Linked DNA regions of Homo sapiens: region 1 is linked to region 2. Evidence: chromatin loops called from intact Hi-C (ENCODE). Cell type or tissue: prostate gland. All regions are shown on one strand. Each heading gives the region's core, and the rest is flanking DNA. Links, peaks and the distances in the headings are about the cores only.

Evidence for each region. Peaks named below come from ENCODE experiments on the same cell type or tissue, not always from the same donor. Only the 100,000 strongest peaks of a DNase experiment are listed, where the experiment ranks them.
Region 1: it touches region 2 in a loop (2.1-fold over the local background); 6 of 110 quality-filtered maps call a loop at or near these places.

The regions. Positions count from the first base shown.
Region 1 is chr2:95,202,506-95,212,719 of GRCh38, forward strand. It overlaps ZNF892 (zinc finger protein 892), which reads left to right and starts at 5,016. Exons shown (of 5, transcript NM_001395961.1): 1 at 5,016-5,329; 2 at 6,143-6,231; 3 at 9,113-9,215; 4 at 9,688-9,777. The coding sequence starts at 5,311. RefSeq lists enhancers at 4,536-4,665, 4,826-5,075 and a silencer at 5,116-5,345. In prostate gland, for the core only: a CTCF peak has its summit at 4,802; a DNase peak (open chromatin) is centred at 4,896; H3K4me3 peaks cover 1,458 bases; H3K27ac peaks cover 1,011 bases.
Region 2 is chr2:95,341,835-95,352,048 of GRCh38, forward strand. The region is part of intron 2 of KCNIP3 (potassium voltage-gated channel interacting protein 3); the gene reads left to right. Among named protein-coding and RNA genes, the nearest start is that of KCNIP3, 50 kb to the left of the region's middle. RefSeq lists a silencer at 1,151-1,387. In prostate gland, for the core only: CTCF peaks have their summits at 3,866 (motif pointing right) and 5,094 (motif pointing left); DNase peaks (open chromatin) are centred at 3,877 and 4,627; H3K4me3 peaks cover 2,064 bases; H3K27ac peaks cover 1,054 bases.

The DNA.
Region 1 (10,214 bases), core at 844-8,843, 140 kb before region 2:
GGCATTGCTATCCTAGAAGATGACAGCTCCGTGCCTGTTATTGCCCTTGAAGACCTTCCACTGGGACAAGATGTGAAGATGGAAGACAGTGATATTGATGACCCTGACCTTGCATAGGCCTAGGCTAATGTGTTTGTGTCTTAGTTCTTAGTTTTCTTTTCTTCTTCTTTTTTTTTTTTCAGACGGAGGCTTGCTCCATCGCTCAGGCTGGAGCGCAGTGGCGTGATCTCAGCTCACTGCAACCTCCACCTCCTGGGTTCAAGAGATTCTCCTGTTCACAGCCTCCCCAGTAACTGGGATTATAGGTGAGCACCACCACACGTGGCTAATTTTTGTATTTTTAGTAGAGACGGGGTTTCGCCCTGTTGGCCAGGCTGGTCATGAACTCCTGACAGGTTGTCTGCCCGCCACCGCGCCTGGCCAGAAAAGGTAACTTGTTGAAGGACGATTCTTTTTATAAATTTAATGTAGCCTAAGTGTGCAATAGTTATAAAATCTATAGTAGTGTATAGTAATGTCATAGGCCTTCACATTCACTCACCGTTCACTGACACACCCAGAGCTGAAACCGACCCAATAGTCCCACAGACAAGTTTTTTCGATAAACATAGAATGTGTCCCTTCTAGTCTTTTGTTGTTGTTGTTTTGTTTTGTTTTTTGAGATGCGGTCTCGCTCTGTCACCCAGGCTGGAGTGCAGTGGTGCGATCTCGGCTCACTGCAAGCTCTGCCTCCCGGGTTCATGCCATTCTCCTGCCTCAGCCTCCTGAGTAGCTGGGACTACAGGCACCCCTCACCACGCCCGACTAATTTTTTTTTTTTTTTTTAGTAGAGACGGGGTTTCACCATGTTGGCCAGGATGGTCTTGATCTCCTGACCTTGTGATCCGCCCGCCTCAGCCTCCCAATGTGCTGGGATTACAGGCGTGAGCCACCACGCCCAGCCTTCCTTTCTACTCTTAAAGCTTGAAACTTAAATTTATCTGAGTTCCTTCCTCAGGAAAGAACCCCAGGCCTCTCAAAAGTATCAAAGAACGGGCTGGGCACGGTGGCTCATGCCTGTAATCCCTGCACTTTGGGAGGCCGAGGTGGGTGGATCACCTGAGGTCAAGAGTTTGAGACCAGCCTGGCCAACATGATGAAACCCCGTCTCTACTAAAAATACAAAAAAGTAGCTGGGTGTGGTGGCGGGCACCTATAATCCCAGCTACTCAGGAGGCTGAGGCAGGAGAATTGCTAGAACCTGGGAGGCAGAGATTGCAGTGAGCCAAGATCACGCCACTGCACTCTAGCCTGGGCAACAAGAGTAAAACTTCGTTCTGAAAAAAATAAAATAAAATAAAAAAGTATCAAAGAACGGAAACTCACCAGATCACCACATCCAGACAGTGAGACACCAGGCCTCTCATGCATCATGATTGCTAACCTACCCCTCCTGAATTCCTATTTTCCCACACATTGTTACATTTCTTCCCTGCTATATAAACTCCTCACTTTAGTGGGTCGGGGAGATGGATTTGATACTGATCTCCCATCTTCACAGCTGCAGCACCCAATAATCGTCTCAGTCATTGGCTTCCTGTGCAGTGAGATTATGGTCTCAGTCATCGGCTTCCTGTGCTGTGAGTGGCAGGACCTAGACTTACAAGAAAAAAGTTAACTGTAAAACAGCTTCAGAGAGATCCTTCGGGAGGTATCCTGGAAGCAGGCATTGCTATCTTAGGAGATGAAAGTGTTTTGGTAACAGAGTAACTTCTAGTCTTGAAAGCTCCAATCATGGTAAGTGCCCTATACAGGGGTACCATATCTTTTATATTTTGTTTTATCCTTTCTATATTATGTTTAGATACACAAATACCATTGTGTTACAATGACCTGCAGTATTCACCACATAACCTGCTGTACATGTTTATAGCTTTGGAGCAACAGGCTATACCATATAGCCTGGGTGTGCAGTAGGTGGTACAGTCTAGGTTTTCATAAATACATTCTATGACGTTCACACAAGAACAAAATCACCTAAGAATGCATTTCTCCGAGAGTATCCTGGTTGTTAAGTGATGCATGACTGTTGTTTGGAAAACACTGGCTTAGAGGTGAGTAGAAGAGGAAATACCTAATGAGATTGAGAAAGAGTGACCAGTCAAGGAGGAAGAAAACCAGGGAGTATTTCCAGGAGCAGGGAGTAGCCAAGTGTTATCACCTGCTGTTAATAAAGTGAGATGAGGACTGACAATTGATATGGTAACAAAGAAGGGATATCTGTGATGGGGATGGTTAGCAACAAGAAGAAAGGGGTACTCTAGACACGTTGAAACCAGTCAATAGTCCCATAGACTTTATTTTGGATAAACATAGAAAGTGACTCTTTGGTGGTTTTTTTTTTTGTTGTTGTTGTTTGTTTTTTGTTTTTTTTGAGACAGAGTCTTGCTCTGTTGCCCAGGTTGGAGTGCACTGGCACGATCTCTGCTCACTGCAACCTCCCCTCATGGGTTCAAGCGATTCTCCTGTCTCAGCCTCCTGAGTAGCTGGGATTACAGGCGTGCACCACCACGCCCGGCTAATTTTTCTGTTTTTAGTAGAGACGAGGTTTCATCATGTTGGCCAGGCTGGTCTCAAACTCCTGACCTCAAGTGATCCACCCACCTCGGCCTCCCAAAGTGCTGGGTATGATAATAGGCATGATCTACCGCGCCCGGCAGACTCTCTGGTCTTAAAGCTTGAAGCTTATACTTGTTTTATCATAGTTCCTTCCTCAGGAAAGACCCTCAAGCCTCTCAAAAAAGTATGAAAAGATGATTCTGAGGGAGCATTTGATGAAAAAAAAAAAAACAAGTATCAAAGAACTGAAACACCAGATGATGGCACCCAGACAAGGATACACCAGACCCCTCATTCATCATGATTGCTTCCTTATTCCTCCCTAGTTCCTGTTTTCCCCCACACAGTTACATTTCTTCCCTGCTATATAGACCCCTGGTTTTAGTAGGTCAGGGAGATGGATTTACAGCTGGTCTCCCATCTCCTTGGTTGTAGCATTTGATTAAAGCCTTCTTCCTTGGCAATACTCCTCTCAGTGATTGGCTTTTTTTGTGCAGCAAGCTGCAGGGCCTAGACCTTATCCCTGGGGTTTCCGTAGCAACATCAGCGAGTAGTGTCTTTCATATGAAGCATCTTCTGAAGGAAACTGCCCATCCCATATCTCCTGCGGAAGGAAGAGTGGGGAGACTCCCTTTGGCTGTCATTTGAGGTGGCAGGGTTGTGTCTCTACCACAAGTCCTTTATCCCCACCAGCCCTAGCTGCCTGGACCAAATGCAGCCAATCTACGGACCAGTTAGAGGTTAAGTGTGGTTATCTGTGCAGAAGAAACCCAAAATAATACTGGCTTATACAAAATAGAAGTTTGCATCTCTCTCATGCTAAAGCCCAAGCTCTGTTCCAACAAATTACCCGGGGCTCCGTTCCTTCTATCTTGTTGGTTTACCATCCCTAGGGTCTTAACCTAGTTCACACAGCCCATGATGATTTCCTACGTTCCAGTCAGCAAGGGGCTGTGGGTGCTGGGGAGGGCAAAGGGCAGGAATAATGAGAAGCCTTGGGAAGCCTTGAGCCTATCTAAAAATTGGAGATTCTGCTGGAGAAAGGTCAATTGGACATTGTGGCTTGTATCCACAAGGACATAGCTAATTAAATTTTCTCTTGGGAATCTGAACTGGACAGAAACCTGACACTTTATTGTGGGAAGGTAAGTGAAAACACGCACTAGCCTGAAGACCCGCCCACCCCTAGAGCTCCTGGGGAGTCTGCAATGTTGTACCCAGGCGAGTTGGAGAAAAACGCCATACTTTGACACGAATTAAGAGTCCTTTATTAAGCCGGCGGCCAAAGAGACGGCTAAAGCTCAAAATTCTTTCGGCCCCGAGGAAGGGAGTTGATTAACTTTTATATCTAGGTTTAGGAAGGGGAGGGGAACTCAAATGCAATAATTCTACAGAAGTAAAAACATGCCAAAATCAAAAAACAAATGGTTACAAAGTGATAAACAATTTAAAAGACAAACGGTTACAAGAAGAGCAACGGTACCAGGTGCAAGGCTTTAAATCTTTCATTATAATTAGATATACGGGGTATGCCGGACACGAACTCAAGGCTTTATGTTTTCTCTTTGAGAAAAATCCTGGGAACTTCATACATTGTTGGTGCTAATACCTTATCAATTAATTGGGCTCCTTTGAAATGCTGAGGATCTGCTTACACAGGTCAACTCCTTGCGGAAGGGGGTTGGGTAAGGAGCCCTTAGTGTCTTGTAAATTAAGGGGTCAACTGGAGTTTGTCCGGCTTTCCCAGCTAGAGAGAGTCTTATTTACATGAGAAGCAAGGCTAGGTGATTAAAGAGACAAGCAGGATAAAATTCAAAGTAACGAGTTAGAGTAAAAACAAGGTTAGGGATTTCAGCAAGACCTCCAGGCTCCAGCCTCCTTGGGGCAGCAAGACTAGTTTACTGGTTCTTCTTGGAGACGTGGCCGTTTTTGGGGTTGAAGTGATTTCGGGATTGAAATTCCATTTTTCTTTATTCCGAGGTGCAATATGGTACAAACATCCCTGGTTAAAGTAAACTGAGATCACCTCTGTGTTGGCCACGAAGGGCCGATGCATGGAGGCGCAGCAGCGAGGACACCGCCGGGCGCCTCCCCTCCGATGGAGCACCGCAGCCCGGGAAGGATCCTGCGTAGGTCAAGGGCGCCGCCTTCCGCCCTCACAGTAGCGGAGATGCGAAAAGTCCCACGCCGGGCGGGGTTTGGCGCGGCCACCGCCCAGAGTCGGCACCGAGGGAGGAGCGGCCCTTCCAGAGTCGCTGGCAGGGTTCAGCCAGCTGGTCAGCGCTCCTCCAGGTCGGTCAGGAGCGTGCCGCGGCAAGAAACGCAGCCCCGGGAGCAGGTGGCCGCAGGGTCCTCTGGGAAGCGGTGTTGGGAGTGAGGGCCGTCAGCCGCGCCCCGCGGAGGATTCTGGGAGTGGTAGTTCGGCCTCATGGTTGGCCGGCGCTAGGCGTCCCCGCCGGCTGTTAGATGCCTTTGTCGTCGGGCTCGGCTTCCTCAGTGTGTGGCTGGAGGTCGAACCCAGGGTAGAGGAGGGCTGAACGCATCCCCTTTTAATCTGAGTGTCCGGGAGGAGGGTGGCGGGAGGACCCCCGGGTGGGGGCGCCAGGCTGCCCACGCGTGCGTTCCCGGCCTCTTGGGGGACCCGAGCGGCGGACCTCCGGCTCCTTCCCCTGTCGCGGTTGCCTCCAGCGCGGGCCGGAGGAAGGAGTCTCCATGGAACCTGAGGGCAGAGGTGAGGATTTGGGAGTGATGCGGCCTTGGTGCCCGCTGCAGAGGGAGAAAGGGAGAAAGGCTACCTCTGGCTGGCGCAGGCTCAGGAAGGAGTAGCGTCACGAGCCCCTTCCTACTAGCCGGTCTCACTTGGGGTTTTGAGGGATAGCCCGCCACTTCCATTGCCCTCCTGGTCTGTAGGGCGCTGGATGCCTCCCTTGCTCAAGGGAAAATATCAACACATCTGACAATTTGGCTTTTGATAATGACTTCTTTTTTGATCTCAGAGGAGCCCCATAAGGCAGTAGGAAGGAACTATCCGACCCTTTTGGAAGGTAGGGAAAGCAGGGATTTGAGAAGTCACGGAATTTGTTTACAATCCTGTTTTGTTTTTGGTGGTGGTGGTGGTTTTTCCATAAGACGCATCACTTTTCTGAGTCAGGCGGTGTTGTATTAATATCTGAAAAGTCAGTGTTCAAAAAGAATTTAGTCTTCGTTTATCCTGTGAGCCTGGAATACAACACAGATGAATCACTGAGGCGTGGACATACAAAGACTTTGAGTATTATTTTGACTACTTAGCACATGCAATATAAAAATATGTTTAATTTATATGTCCAGATGCTCATAGGAGTTCTACTGGAGTTTAAGGACAGAGAATAGGAGGAGCCTGAGACAGCAATGGTCAAGGTGTCTTGATTAAAAGATATTATGCGATTTTCGTTTGGTTCCCAGTGTTGACTCTTCTTAGATGACAACTAGCTGGTGTGTGGCACTTCCTGCTAGTTTATTGCAAGGACAGAGTAATCATCATGGCTCCTGTCTCCACTTTTAGGATCACTTTTTGAGGACTCAGACCTTCTCCATGCTGGAAACCCAAAAGAAAATGACGTGACTGCTGTGCTGCTGACCCCTGGGTCCCAAGTAAGTTTAGATTTCTTCTTTCTTTTCCTTCTGTTCTCAGAGCAAGGATGTCTTTCCTTCCAGTGCTTATGGAATTGCTCAGCCCTGATGCTTAGACCACTGGGTTCATCCTGATAAACTGATGACTGATGACCCCAAAGGAAGTGTTCTTCAGTTGTGCAGAACTTTCTTCCCAGCGTTGCTTTCTCTCTGCCCACTGAGTGTTTGCTGCACACACATTGAGTACTGTAATTGGCCTTGGTGAGATGCAAAGAAGTAAAAGCCACTTGCTCCTGCATCGTGGAGTTTACTAAGGCAGTGAGAAATACATAAATAAAATAGTTAAACACGAAGAAATAGGTATTTTTTAAACATAGAAATCATTGGTCCAGACAAGTCATGAAAGTCTCTGAAAGAGTTTTTTTTTATCATCTGTTTGGGAGAAGTGTGGGATAAATCTGTACTTTGAAAAACAAGAGAGAGTGGGTAGTTGGAGGGTAGAATAAGGGAATATTACAAGACAGAATAGCTTTGGCCAAAAAATAAAAAAAAAGTCTTCAAATGATGAGGGAGTTGGAGGTCTTCCGAGGATGTGTGGATGTGTGAGTCACTGTGGGTTGACCTAGACTGTGGTGAGGGAAGCTCGGCTGTGTTGTACCCAGACCCCAGGACAGTCTACACTCGGTCTTATTCCAGAGGCAAATGAAGGCCTCATGAAGGTTTTTAGAGGCCCAGCAAGATGAAACATGCCATAGCTGATTGGAGAGAGAGGATTAGTAAAGATGCTTCTGTAAGATCTGGCCAAGACAGTGGGAGATTGGCAGACCCCTTGGTTCAGGTGCTGGGACTCTTTATTTCCGTCACACCAGGCCTAACAGCATACAGGTACTGATGATCCTTATAAAACCATGGGAGAAAATGCCAGTATTGATTTTGATCTGTGAATTGGTAGATCGCTTTCAGAAAGATGAGGGGAGAGAAAGTAGCACCTGCTGACAGTGTCTGATTGGCCTGCCTGTGAGTTGATTACTGAGGTTTTCTTAGGGAACTGAAGTCTGAAAGCAACTGCCTGTTAGTCTGTTAGTGTTAGCATTGTTTGTACAGAACGAAGATGGTGCATGTTATATTACTTGTGCTGATCATTCCTGAGGCATATGACCTTAAGGGGCCATAAACTTAAAAGTGTGGGATTTCTTACTTGAAGTGTTAAAGAGTGTATTTTGGGCAGAGGATTTTCAGAGTAGGTAGTTCTTTTAACTTTATGTCATTATGTGCTTTGTTTTACCAGTCATTTTTGAAAGACTGAAATATGCATTAGAAAGCTGAATATAAACAAAATTAACCGTTCGATTCATATATATATGTATATATGTATATATATGTGTGTATATGTGTGTATATATGTGTGTATATATGTGTATACATGTATATATGTATATATGTGTATATATGTATATATGTGTATATATGTATATGTGTATATATGTATATATGTGTATATATGTATATATATGTGTATATATGTATATATATATGTGTATATATATGTGTGTGTATATATATTCAAGGGGCTCTGGCCCAAGTGGTAGTTTAAAGAGCGGTAAAACTGATTCATTTGCTAACCCAAGGGATGGTTTATTTTACTCTAAGTTAAATTGTAGTTGCATAGAAATTTTAAAAATAGAATTTGAAAAATTATTAGACATTTGTCTTATCAGCACTAACAGATTCAAAAGAGCATTACCTGCCCTACTCCCTTATTTCAGTATTTTAGTAAACAAACTAAACTTTGTGTCTGTCATCTAGATGAAGGTTAGGCTAAATACTCCTGCAGTGTTTTCAATGTTTAATAGGCTTCTGTTCTCCTCCCCACTTCTGTTCCCATGCACACGTTTATAGAACACCCCATTTAAACTTGTTTCTATTAATTCTTGTTCCTTCCTTCCTTTCTTTCATTCAAATATTCAACAAATATTTACAGAGTTTCTGCTCTGTGCCAAGTACTAGGCTGCTTCAGTGAGCAAAAATAGACCTGGCCTCTGCTCCTGTGGAGCTTATGTTAGCCACAAGATCCCCTCTATGTGTGCAACCCAAGGGAATGGAAGGAACATGTGTTCTAACTAGAGAGTCAGGGAAGGCTTCCCTTGAAGTAACACCTGAGCTGAGATCTGAAGGGAGAGAAGGATTCACATTGCTGAAAGGATGGGGCAGAGGGCAGAATATTCAGGAATAGGAAGCAGGATGTGTAAAGGGGCTAACGGGAATAGGACACACACTTCAAGCAGATGAAAGAATGCCACCAACTGGGGGACGCGGGCAGATTGATCAGGGTCGTTGTGAAAAATGACAAGAACACTCTGGGAACTTTCATAATCATTTGGGCTTCAGATACTGTTTTACAAATAAGTCTATATTCTGTGACGTGTAGGAAACATCTTAATTTTTAATATATATGGGACTGATTTCATTCTTAGGAAAACTAGAGAAAAAATACTTCAATTTCTTGAACCCCATATGTTTTAAAAACTATACCATAAGGAAAATACTTAATTCATAATTACATTTTTCTCTCCTTTTTCCTGTATAAGTAGTAGCAAATTCTGTAGTTCTGTAATTTATTGATACATAAACTAAAAAGTTCATACGTTCAAGTTTTACATTGAAGGTGCTTTCCTTCCTACTTGCAGGTAATATGCATTTCTGCTGCCTGGAGGCAGAGAGTGAGTCTGTGGACTACATATTCACCAGAGAATCTTAGTACTGGAAAGGGTGGCCAAGGCCATGTTGTCTGTCCTTTTTTTATCCTTTCTGTCTTCCTCCTCCTGTGCTGTCAGTTTTATTCCTCTTCAGAGGCCTCTGTAAGGAGGCTCATTGGTGAGCACCAATGTGTTTGGTTTTTCAGGAATTGATGATCAGGGATATGGCCGAGGCTCTCACCCAGTGGAGGCAGCTGAACTCTCCTCAGGGAGATGTGCCTGAGAAGCCTAGGAATCTGGTCTTGCTGGGTAAGGATGGCTCCCCCAATGCCTGTGAATTTACCCAGTGTGGTACCTTGTCCTCCTCAGTTCCTAGGAGCTCCAAGGTCCTTATATTCAATGATTCTTAATTCTAGTAGGGCCTGAGACAGGCAATTTCTGCCTTTTGTTTCTGGATATAGTTTTAACACTCCTGGAATTAGACATAAACACCTTTATTTTATGGACTTGTAGCATCCTTCTTCTCAACTCCTTGACCAAGGATGTGGAGACAAAGTGCTAATGAAAACAACTCTTAAGAGAATGGATGCTTATTCTTTAAATAGGGGGAGGTAAAATTGATAAGGGACTCAAACCCCTATCAATCTTCCTACCTCGTGAACACTGTTGAGGAAGAAATGGAGAACTGACCTCACTCTCTCCCTCTCTTACCATGTTCCTAAAGACCAGGGAATGAACACTGAGGTCTTCACCAGACTCCTTTTTCTTTCCCTATGAATAGGGCTTCCAATTTCCACACCTGATGTAATCTCTCAGTTGGAGCATGAGGAAGAGCTGGAGAGAGAAGTCTCAAAGGCAGCCAGTCAAAAGCGTGAGTGTTGGAAACAGTGCAAGTAAAACCCAGATTGTCAATGCAAATGCTTGTGGAGGAGGAGCCTGTCCAGATTTTGCTAGACCCATGGAAAAGTTGAAGTCCCTGTCTCACCCCTATGCCACATCCTAGCTCTGTGGATGGTTATCTGTTTATAAAGTTATAATTTGATTTTTTAGAAAGTAAATACTTTCTACTCTTTCAAACCAATTCTTTTTCCCAAATAAGGTAAAATGAAACCAACATTTTAATGTTTGTTAATAACTTGCTTGGGTTCAAGGCTCTAAAGCAGGATTTTTTACATGTGTTATTTTATCTTTGCTGGATGCCATTTTTTTGAGTCTCAGATCAATGACTGTAAATTCATCTCTGGGTTTTCCCTTGCCACCTTCTCTGTCTAAGCAGAGGCAGCATAGCATGATGGTTAAGACTGCAGA
Region 2 (10,214 bases), core at 767-8,766:
GGCAATAGCTGTCCCTTTGGGAAGCTTGCAGTCTAGTGGGAGAGCAGAAACAAGTAAACACGTAAGCAAATATCTATGTTCCCATTGCAGTAACTGCAAGGAGGGAAAAGGACGGGGGCGGGGTGGAGACTGATGATGGAGGAGATCTAGGAAGGTGACTCTGCGGAAGTGACATTAGAGTGCAGACCCCAAGGATGATGAGGCATAAACTGGACAAAGACAGGGAGGTGGAAAAGTGTTCACAGTTCACGGAAGAGCATGTGCGAAGACCCTGAGATGAGAGAGTGCTGGGCTCATTCTGGTAGCTGCGAGTGTGACCACAGCCACACGAGAAAGAGAGAGGAGGGGCCCGGCCATGGGGGGCAAGGTTGAATTGAAATCACAGGCTTTGGAGCTGGACTGCTTGGGTTCAAATCCTGACTCTGGTTTATCAGCTGTGTGCCCTTAAGCAAAGCATTAACCACTCTGTGCTTCAACTTCTTCCTCCTTTCCAGTTCCTACCTTATCAGAACTGTGAGGAATGAAGAGATAAGTCATGTTGAAACACCTGGTACATAGTAAGTGCTTTAGCTGCTTGGATTAGGGGCCTTCTTAGGACTGTGGTCTTTGTTCCGTGAGAAGTGCAGAATGCATTAGTTAGGACCCTGTTGGCTGCAGGGGACAGCAACTCAACTCACATTGGCTTAAGCCACAGTTGGCGGATTGATTGGTTCATATGTCCGAAAGATACAGGTTTAGATGTGTCATGGGGCACGCAGCGTTGCCAGCTGGACTTGATCTCTTTGTCTTCATTTTTAGCTGTGTTTTCTCCTGAGGTGACTCCGTTCTCAGGCCCGCTGTTCCCACATGGTGGCAGCCTGGCCACTTATCTACTATAATCGCCTGCTTTTCCCCGGGGCCAGTCTCATGGAGGACTCTCACTATCCTGGCTCCCGTCTGGTGGCCATCCCTGAGCCAATCACTGTGGCAGCAGAGGGGTGGTATGGAGTGGAAAAGAGAAATTGACACTGATTGAGCCAACCTCCAAAGTCACTGCACTGAGGCTGGGAAAGGAAATTGGGGTGTGGTCACCAGCCACACAGGCAAACATGGCCATTGCTGAACCAGGAGGCCCCTGGTAGTTTCCAGTTGGGAAAGGGCACGGTCTGATTTTTGTCTTGAGATGATCATGCTGGTTGCTGAACCGAGAAGAGGTAGGAGGAGAACCACAGTGGAGGTGGGGAGAGGCACTGGGGACCCATGTTGGGAGTCCAGGAGGGAGAACAATGCTGTGGCTGGGCTGGTGGCAGTGGGGCAGAGATGGACGAGGAGGCACAGGGCGAGAGTGTGGTGACAGGCTGGACGGGGTGGGGACAGGCAGATATTCCAAGGTAAGAGCCAGGGTTTTGGCTGAACAGCTGAGATGGGGAGACTTGGGAAGTGGCAGGTTGGGAGAGGATGAAGAGGTCAGCTTTGGAGGTGCTGAGTTTGAGGAGCCTTGAGAGTGTGAAATTCCATTCCTGGGCATTCTTGTCTGGTTTCTATGAAATATGGGAAGAATAAATAAATTGAATAATGCCTGCTTTGCCCAGTAGAAAGCATTAGAACTAAACTAGAATAAGGCAGGCCTCCCCCAGCCCCACTCCGGAGAGTTGGGACTGGACCAGTGTGCTGAGCTGTTTTCACGGAATGGGTCCCTCAAACAGCATGCATCCAGCCCAGACCCGCCCTTATGAGTCAGGAGACCTCATGAAATCCCTGGGCAGCTAGGTGGTCAGGAACAGTTAGCATGGGACATCCAGGGAATGTCGGTCAAACTGACAGAGTCCCAGGCCTTGGGAACCACCAGTACAGCTGTGGTAACAAGATGGAAGATGCCGGGGCAGAGAGCCAAAATGCAGGGAGGAAGAGTGTGGCCCAGGCAGGTGTGTGCTAGTTCATAGGCAAAGGCAGTCAAGACAGGGCTGGTAGAATCTGGGTTGGCTTCTTGGAGACAGAACTGGATGGCAGCTTCAATATTCCAGCCATGGTTGTGACCTCAGGTGTGGGGTGCCTGTCCAGGTTTGGAGTGACCCCCCACCCCGACCCCAAAGCAATTTCCTCTGAAAACTTCCTAAACTAGAGCAAGATGCAGGACACCCCTGTCTCCTAGTCATCCTGAGGACTTCAGGAGAGGGCTCAGGGCCCAGCCTTCTCCAATCACCCCAAGGACCAGTGAACTGCTCCCTCCACATTGCCCCTCAACTTGTCCCCACCTCTGGGGCAGTCCTTCCCTAACTCCCCGCCCTGAAGAGGTTTTTTTGCATGTCCCTCACCTCCAGCCTGTGCTTTCCTCAAAGCAATGAGTGCTACCCATACACAGCATACTGCCACATGGAGGCACTTGGGATGTGCTGGGGACCAAGGAAATGCACGCCAGGGCAGACAGTCGCCTGGGAAGGCACTTCATGGGTGGCGGGGTGGGGGGGGGCACATGGGGCTTCAGGGCTCGCCTGCTGGCTTCCTTCTCCAAGTCCCAGGGAAGGGGAGTGTGATAAGACCCTCAGCCCAGCCTCAGTGGGCCTACGCTGGTGAGTGAGCCTGGGAGTCAGCTCCCCATCCATTAGGCCCGTAGCCCAGGTGGCTAATGCCACGTGGATACTCTGCTCTCAGGCCTCGTATCCACTTAGGCGTTGTTAATATTTTACACGGCACAGCCAGAGGATCGATGTCTTGTTTATAGCTCAGGGTTTATAGGCAGTCATCGAAGCTCTCACTGGGAACTGGGAAGATGCTCAGAAGCATCCAGGGAAACAGAGGCAGAGAAGAGGGTTGGAGGCCAGCCTCAGGACCCCCAAGATGGCCTCCTTTGCATGCTCAGTTCTCTGTCTCATCTGACACGTGCCACCCTGTGAAGCTGGGCACATGCAGCTCTGAGGGTGCATTGTAGGGGCCACTGGAGCCCCTGCCACGTGCCAGCCTGCATCTCATTCCATCCTTTCAAGCCCCCGGAGAGGCTGGATTATTGTTCCCATTTTATGGATGAGGAAACTGAGGCTTAGAGGGGTTATGTACCACTACACTTTTACAGGTCACTAATGGAGGCTGAGCCGGCACTACCTGGGCACAGGCTGGATCTTGTTCAGCACTTAAGTGTGTAAATTACATTGCAGGAGGCTCTTTAACCTTAAAAGCTCTGCTCCAACAGAGCTGTTTTCTCTGGGGATTGTTAGCCTCTCTGCTTAGGACTTTTGCCTTTGGTCAGTGGAGAATCACCACATCCCAATTAACTAGAATTAAAAGCTATGCATTTACAGTTCTTTAAAACTAACGCCAACGGCTCAGACATTTAACTAGGCATGTGATACAGTGAAGCTGCACTGCGCAGCCCCTCTCCCGGTCATTTCCCACCAGAAACAGGCTGGTGTCACGGGAAAGTCCCCGCTCCGGACTCCAGCAGGCCTGGCTGTCCCTGTGCCCCTCACGTAATTAGCCCTCTAGCCTAGGTTTCCTCCCCCGTAAAATGGAGGAAGAGGAAAGCCCACGGGGGGAGCCCTTTAAGAATCACACGTAAGCTCAAAGGCTTGGCACACGTAGGCGCGCTCCAGGGGGCCCTCGCAGCCACGCGCCGCGGCTCCCACCCCACCCAGGCAGCGAGCTCTGTGCCTGGGACCAAGCACCGTGTTACGCTCAACATCAGCTGAATGAATGGCCGAGTGAGTGGCAGAGGCTCCCTAGATGGAAGCTGCAATTGCTCAGGCCGTGAGTCCAAACAGGACTCGCGCTTATAGGCGTGGAGCGGAGCTGGATTTCTCCCTTGGCTAACACAGCGGGAAGGATGAGGTGCGGGCCGTAGCCGCGCTGCCGCGCTGAGTCCGTCCGGCGGGGATGCCCACAGTGCGCCGCGCCCGCTGGAGGGCAGCAGAGGGCCAGGCTCCCGGCTCAGGTCTCCGGCCTCGCGGCTCCAAGGACCCCGGGCTCCGCCCGGCCACGCCTCGTCCTCCCCTATTTTCTCCTTCCTTTTCGCGGCTTTCCCTCCTCTACCAGACCCGGCAGGAAGAAAGCCACCCACAAACGAATAAGCATGCCCTTGCCCTGCCCGTGCGTGGCACTCCGCATCCGCTTAGCTCTTCCCCGCCGCCCGAAGGCGGGCGTCTCCCCCTCTCTGCGGAGCAGGCGGCGGCGGCTGCGAGTCCGTGACTCGACCAAGGTCACGCAGCAAAGTCAGCGACCAAGCTCTGTTCCGCAGACGCCAGGGCCAAAGCCCACACTTTCCCTAAAGCCCCGAGTGCACGCGCGTTTCCAGAACGGGAGAACTTTGGAGACCAACTTCTGCATTTTCAAAGGGGGCCAGCCTGGGCCCAGTTTAATCTCCGGCGGAGGACCGGGGTTGCGGGAAATGCGCCGGGGAGTGAGGGCTTCCCGGATCCCCCGCCGCCGACTCCGCGCGGGCCAGCGGCGCGGGGCGGGCCGGGATCAGCGCCTCCCCGGGAGAGCGCAGCCGCCGCCCCCTCCTCTCGGGCTCCCGGCCCCTCCCCAGCCCCTCGGCCCCCATCCTGCGCGTGGGAGAAACCGCCGACCGCGCGGCCTCCAGGGGCTGGCGGAGCAGCGGTGGCGACGCGCCAGACTCCGTCCTGGGCTGGCCCGTGCCGGGCGGGGCGGGGCCGGCTCCCTCCGCCCTTCCCGGGCAGGCGCGGGGGGGCCGCAGGGACGCCTCCCGGAGTGGCCGCCGCGCCTAGGCCAATGAGCGCGCGGGGAGCGGCGATGGAGGCTGGGGCGGCCGGGAGCGCCCGGGACCCCCGCCGCCGCGCCGCCGCCGCCGCGCCCCCGCGCCCCGGCGCCCGCGGGGCTGGAGAGGGGGCGACAGAGGCGCAGCGCCCGCGCCGGGCATGGAGGCGCCGCTGGCCCGCGCTGGCCGTCCGCGCTGCGTTTCGCGCCGCCGCCGCCGCCGCGCCTCGAAGTTTGCCGGCTGACTCGGAAAGTTGCGCTCGGGCTCGGCCGCCGCGTCCGGTCCCCGCGTCCAGCCTCCGGCCTGACCCGCTCGCCGCCGCCGCCGCCCTCCACGGGGCCCCGGCCCAGCCAACCCAGCAGCCCCGCCTGCCGGGGGCATGTGAGCCGTCGCCGCCCCCGAGAGGCCGTGCGGGCTGCAGGGGCCCCGGTGCCTCCGAGGCAGCGCGTGGGCGAGGGGTGCGCCCGGGCCCCAGGGCCCCAGGCAGCCCGGCTTGCCATGGGCATCCAGGGCATGGAGCTGTGCGCCATGGCCGTGGTGGTGCTGCTGTTCATCGCCGTCCTCAAGCAGTTCGGCATCCTGGAGCCCATATCCATGGAAGGTAACGCGTGGCCACTTGCCCCTTCGCCGCCTCCGCCGCAGACCAGTGGTCTGGAGGGAGGGACCAGTACCCGCACGCCGGGGTGCACTGGTCTGGCGAGGAGCGGCCTGGGCCGCCGCCCCCTCCCGGCTCCGGAGGGTTGGGCCTGGGACTAAGGAGACGTAGTCCCAGGAAGCCCCAGAGGGGACGAAGCCGCAGCGCTTGGGCTGGGTGTGAGTGAGGCGCCTGGTGACACCTTGAGCGGACAGCTCCTGCCATCCTAGGCCTGCAGTCCGGGCGCCCCTGGTGAGCACACCGGCTTGGGTCGCCCTGTAGCGGGAGGTGGCGCAGGGTGCAGATGACAGGAAGGACCCTCAGCCCAGGGCACCTGGCAGCCGGCGGTGGGGAGAGATTTGAGGCCTCTGCCCTGTGATGGGGCCTCCCCTTTCGCCCCGCACCTGGTATCCAGTTACCCCTCCCCAAGCAAGGTTCAAGCCCATGGGATCAGTAACCAAACCCGCAGGCGCCACATTTCTGTCTCAATAAAATATTAACTGAGGAGACAGACCCACACTTGGATCAGACACTGACGGCCCCCTGGGGCCCTTCCATGGTACACCTGGTTCTGAAGGGGACCCTGAAGCCAGGGATGTAGCTTTTCCCCTGTTCAAAGAGGCCCTGCACCTCTGGCCGTGGGGAAGGGGCTAGCTCGTCCTGTTCTCGTCCCTGTTGCCCTCTCCGAGGACATGGGCATCCTGCCTGCCCCAGCACTCTGCTGACCTTGCCGGGCTCCAACTCTCAGTACTGAGACCCAGAGGCCTGAGAATGAGAGAGAGCGAGCTTGCCCCTGCCTGGGAGCTGCCCAGCAGCCCCTCGGGCATGGGGAAGTGCCCCAAGTTCCTGCGAAGGGCTGCTGAGTGCGGGAAGGGGCAGGAAGCAAGGCTTCCCTCCATTCTACCTTCGATGTCCAGGGCTGGCCCTTTTCCCAAAGTCCACAGCCACATGCCCCTCAGAAGCCACTGGGCTCTGCCACACCTTCTCTCTTGGTGAGTGTATGAGGCCCAGAGAGAACGGGCTTGCTCCAAGTGGTTCAGAGGGGTGCCACCAGGAGCTTTGGATTGGAGATGGGGGAGAAAGTGGCCCAGGCTGGGCCTTCGCTCGGCCGGATGCTGGCCCTGGCAGGAGGAATCTGTGACAGGGAACTTCGTGGGACATACAGGTGCTGGGATTGGGGCAGAGTGTGGAGGGGTGAGCGTCCTGTGCTGCTGTGCCTCAGAGGACCGTGCCTCCTGCAGGGATTGCCATCCCCTGTCCCCTTGCCCCATTTTCTTTCCCCATCTGGAGCCTGGGGTGGGCGTGGGGGGTGGCTGGTGCACAGGGAAGCTGTGATCTCTCCATTGCTCTTCCCTGATCCTCGGGGCCTCCAGTGGCCAGGAGCAACAGCCAGCCTCACTTCACTTAGTACCTCAGACCTTCCTAACAGCGGGTTCACCCACAGTCGGGGGCAGTGTGAGGTTTGCCTTTGTGATTTCTGAGGAGGTTTCTTTGCAAGGTGGACAGTATGCACAAGATGACAGATGGTTTATTCCACCTGCCAAAAACCCCATTCAGGCTCCCATGAGGCTCCGTTTTCTGTGGGTATGTGCCCACTCATACCCCTGGAGTTCTGGGGTCTTGATCCAGTTGGGGGAGCTCAGAGCCTCAGAGTCAGCCAGGCCTGTGCTGAGATCCTGTCACCTTCATAAACTGGCTGTAAAAATCCCTTAAACAGTCGAAGCCTCAGTTCACCATCTGTAAAGTGGGGCTGATAAGAATTCCTGCTCCCTAGGGCTGTGGCAGGCTTGAACCAGTCAGTGGGGCTTGCATGGATAATAAATGTGCAGGCTTTGTGAGCCGTGCTTATCAGGGATATTAGCAATGCGTATGTGAGTGGTACTCACAATAACAGCACTGATTCATGGTTGCAGCCATTCTCTCACTCAGACACCCCCCCCCGCCCCCCGTCAGAGGGAGGGCGTCGTGAGTTCCAGATGTTCTGTTGGTGGGGAATGGTGTCAGCCAGCCGAGGGCCTGGAAGCTCCCATTGGCCAGGCAGTGTCTAAGGAACTGTCAGATGAGCTGTGAGGAGCCCAGGCTGTCCCACCAGCCTGGATGTGAGCTATCCTCAGTGCCACTGGGGGCCGGAAGGGGACTGTTGCCCCAGCTCTGCTCCAAGTCTGCGTGTGTGCAGTCAGAGGGGTCTCTTGTCCTCTCTGAGCCTCCGTGGTTCTCATCTGTAATAGACCAGAGTTATGGTGCCCTGGGGATTGTTAGGAACTAATGGATCTGGGTTCTGGGGATGCAGCCTTCTAGAAATACATGCAGCAGTCAAAAAGCCTTCCTCTCTGCCCTGGGTCCCCCATCAGTCCCTTTCCCTTGATGACTTCATGGAAGAGTCACCTCAGTCACTTTTCCTGAGCAGTAATGGAGCAGGAAGCTCGCCCCTTGATCCATGGACAAGGGGGCTGAGCCCGGGGTGGTGGCATGGCTGTCCTGACCACCAGGGCAAATCAGTGGGCAGCAGGGCATGGGCCTGGCCAGAGGCCAGGCTAGCCTCAGTGTGACAGACCCTGGGTGGCAGAAAAGCAGTCCTCATCCTGTCTGCTTAATTAGGATTCCTCCTTCCCTGGTGACCTACGGGATATCAGAGATGAAGAAGCTGCCTGCCATCCACGAGCCTTGCTTCGGCAAGTGTGCGAGAGCTTGGAGCTGCTGGGACGGCCCCGAGGGCCATCAAGGGGATCTCATGTTGGCTTTGGGACCTGGACCCTGTAGGGCTGGGCTGGGGGTGGGGTCTGCATCTGAAGGGCTATGGTGCCTGACACTCCATGTTTAACACAGTGGGGTCCCAGTCCAGAAGGTCCATAAAGCTCCTGAAATTATGGGCAAGATTATGTGTTTGGTGCTTCTTCCTGGAGTGCTGAAATACGGTTCTCAAGGGGATCTGCGTTCCCAAAGTGTTCAAAGGCTCGCCCCTGTGGCTCTCCCTGGAGCCTTGCTGGTGGAGGGTGTTGGTGGGCCCCGGCAGGCAGCATTCCTGATGTGCTGGTGACATAAAGGTCCTCCTTGTCCCTCTGTGTCTCCTGGCTCCTAGCACATTCCTTGTAGGAGCAGAGACTCCCTTACACACTTGATTTTTCTCCACAGCCTTGTCACTCCCTTAAGATACTGGGTATCTCAGTTTCTTTATCATTAGTTTGTGGTTTGTCTCCCCCAGCTGCGGGTCACATGAGGGCAGGGACTTTGTCTTGGTCACGTTAGCACCCTGTGCCTAGAACAGTGCCTGGCACCAGGCAGCAGCTCGGGGAGGATTTGTTAAATTCATGAGGGAACCTGCTGACCAAGAGGGAGAACTGGAGCCTTCTCCTGTCCCCTCTGCTCCACCTCCTGCTGGCGAACCTGAGGCCAGGTCCTGTGAGAGCTACTGCCTGGATGGGCACCGAGCAGGGGGCCCGGAGCAGCAGGGGTGGGGGCTGCTGCAGAGAGCACAGAGGCTGGAGGTGGGGTGTGCTCGGTGTCATCAGGGTAAGTGGGTGGAGCCGAGTGAGTGAGGAGTGGTGGCAGTGGAGGTGGGGGGCCAGTGGGCTCTTTACCCAGCTGTACATTATCATTGTAATCACCTGGGAACTTTAAAAAATACCCGCTGTGCCCACCCTGGGGCATCGAACTCTAAATCTCTGGGTGAAACCCAGGCACTGGGATTTTTAGGAGTTTCTTGGGGGACTCTCTGTCCTGGGTCCCCCATCAGTGCCTTTCTCTGGGTGACTTCATGGGGGAGTCACTGCAGCCACTTCTCCTGAGCAGTGTTCAGTGTCATCAGGGGTGAGCAAACTCTGAAGCCAGAGTTGGGAGTTGGGCGCAAGGCCTTCGAGGACAGGGGCTCTGGGTCAGCAGCAGCAGCAGCCCAGGAGCTTGGTAGAAATGCATCTTCAGGCCCCTGCCCCAAACCTGCGGGCTCAGAAAGTCTGGGCTTGGGCCCAGCGGCTTCTCTCTTCCCCAGCTCCAGGTGCTAGGGACATACTCAAGCCTGAAGACTACTGCCCTGGCCAGGGGTGGACCTCCGCAAGGACATTGGCTTTTACTGTAGGAGAAACCTGGAGCCATCGGAAGGTCCTGACAAGAGGAGTGAAGTGGCTTTGCATTTCCGCAGGGTCCCACTGGCTGCTGTGTTGAGAGCAGACTTGGGGTGCGAGGCACCAGGGGAAGCAGATCCTATGAGAGGCATTTGCAGCCATTTAGGAGGGAGACAGCATTGGGGTTGGGGGAAGTCGCCAGTTCCAGATGCATTTCCCGGGGAGAGCTGTTGGTTTGCAGTGGGGCATGAGAGGAAGGGAGGAGTCTGGAAGACTGGCCTGAGCACCTAGAAGGTGCAGTGGCCATCTATTGAGATGGGGAAGCCTGGGGCGGGGTGCAGGTTTGTGGGAAGCTCAGCAGCTCCATTTGGACCTGGTAAGTTTGGGATGTATTTTCTATCACTGCTGTGACAGATTCCCACAGATGTCATGCCTGAAACCAAAACAAATTTACTGTCGTATAGCTCTGTGGCTCAGAGGTCTGCAGGGACCTCCCTGGCTCATGCCTGTAATCCCTGCACTTTGAGAGGCTGAGGCGGGAGGGTCACGGGAGGCCAGGAGTTCCAGACCAACCTCATCAACATAGCAAGACCCTGTCTCTACAAAACAAAAAAAGATCCAAGTGGAGCCATGAAGGAGGTGTTGGGGTGTACGTGTCAGGAATTTATGGGAGTAGTCTGGCTGAGAAAGAAGTTTACAGGCCACTGGCTAATGTAGGGATATAGCACTGTGAGACTGGGGGAGTCACCAGAGAAGAGGGTGGGACAGGCCAGGTGCGGTGGATCAGGCCTATAATCCCAGCACTTTGGGAGGCCGAGGTGGGCAGATCACTTGA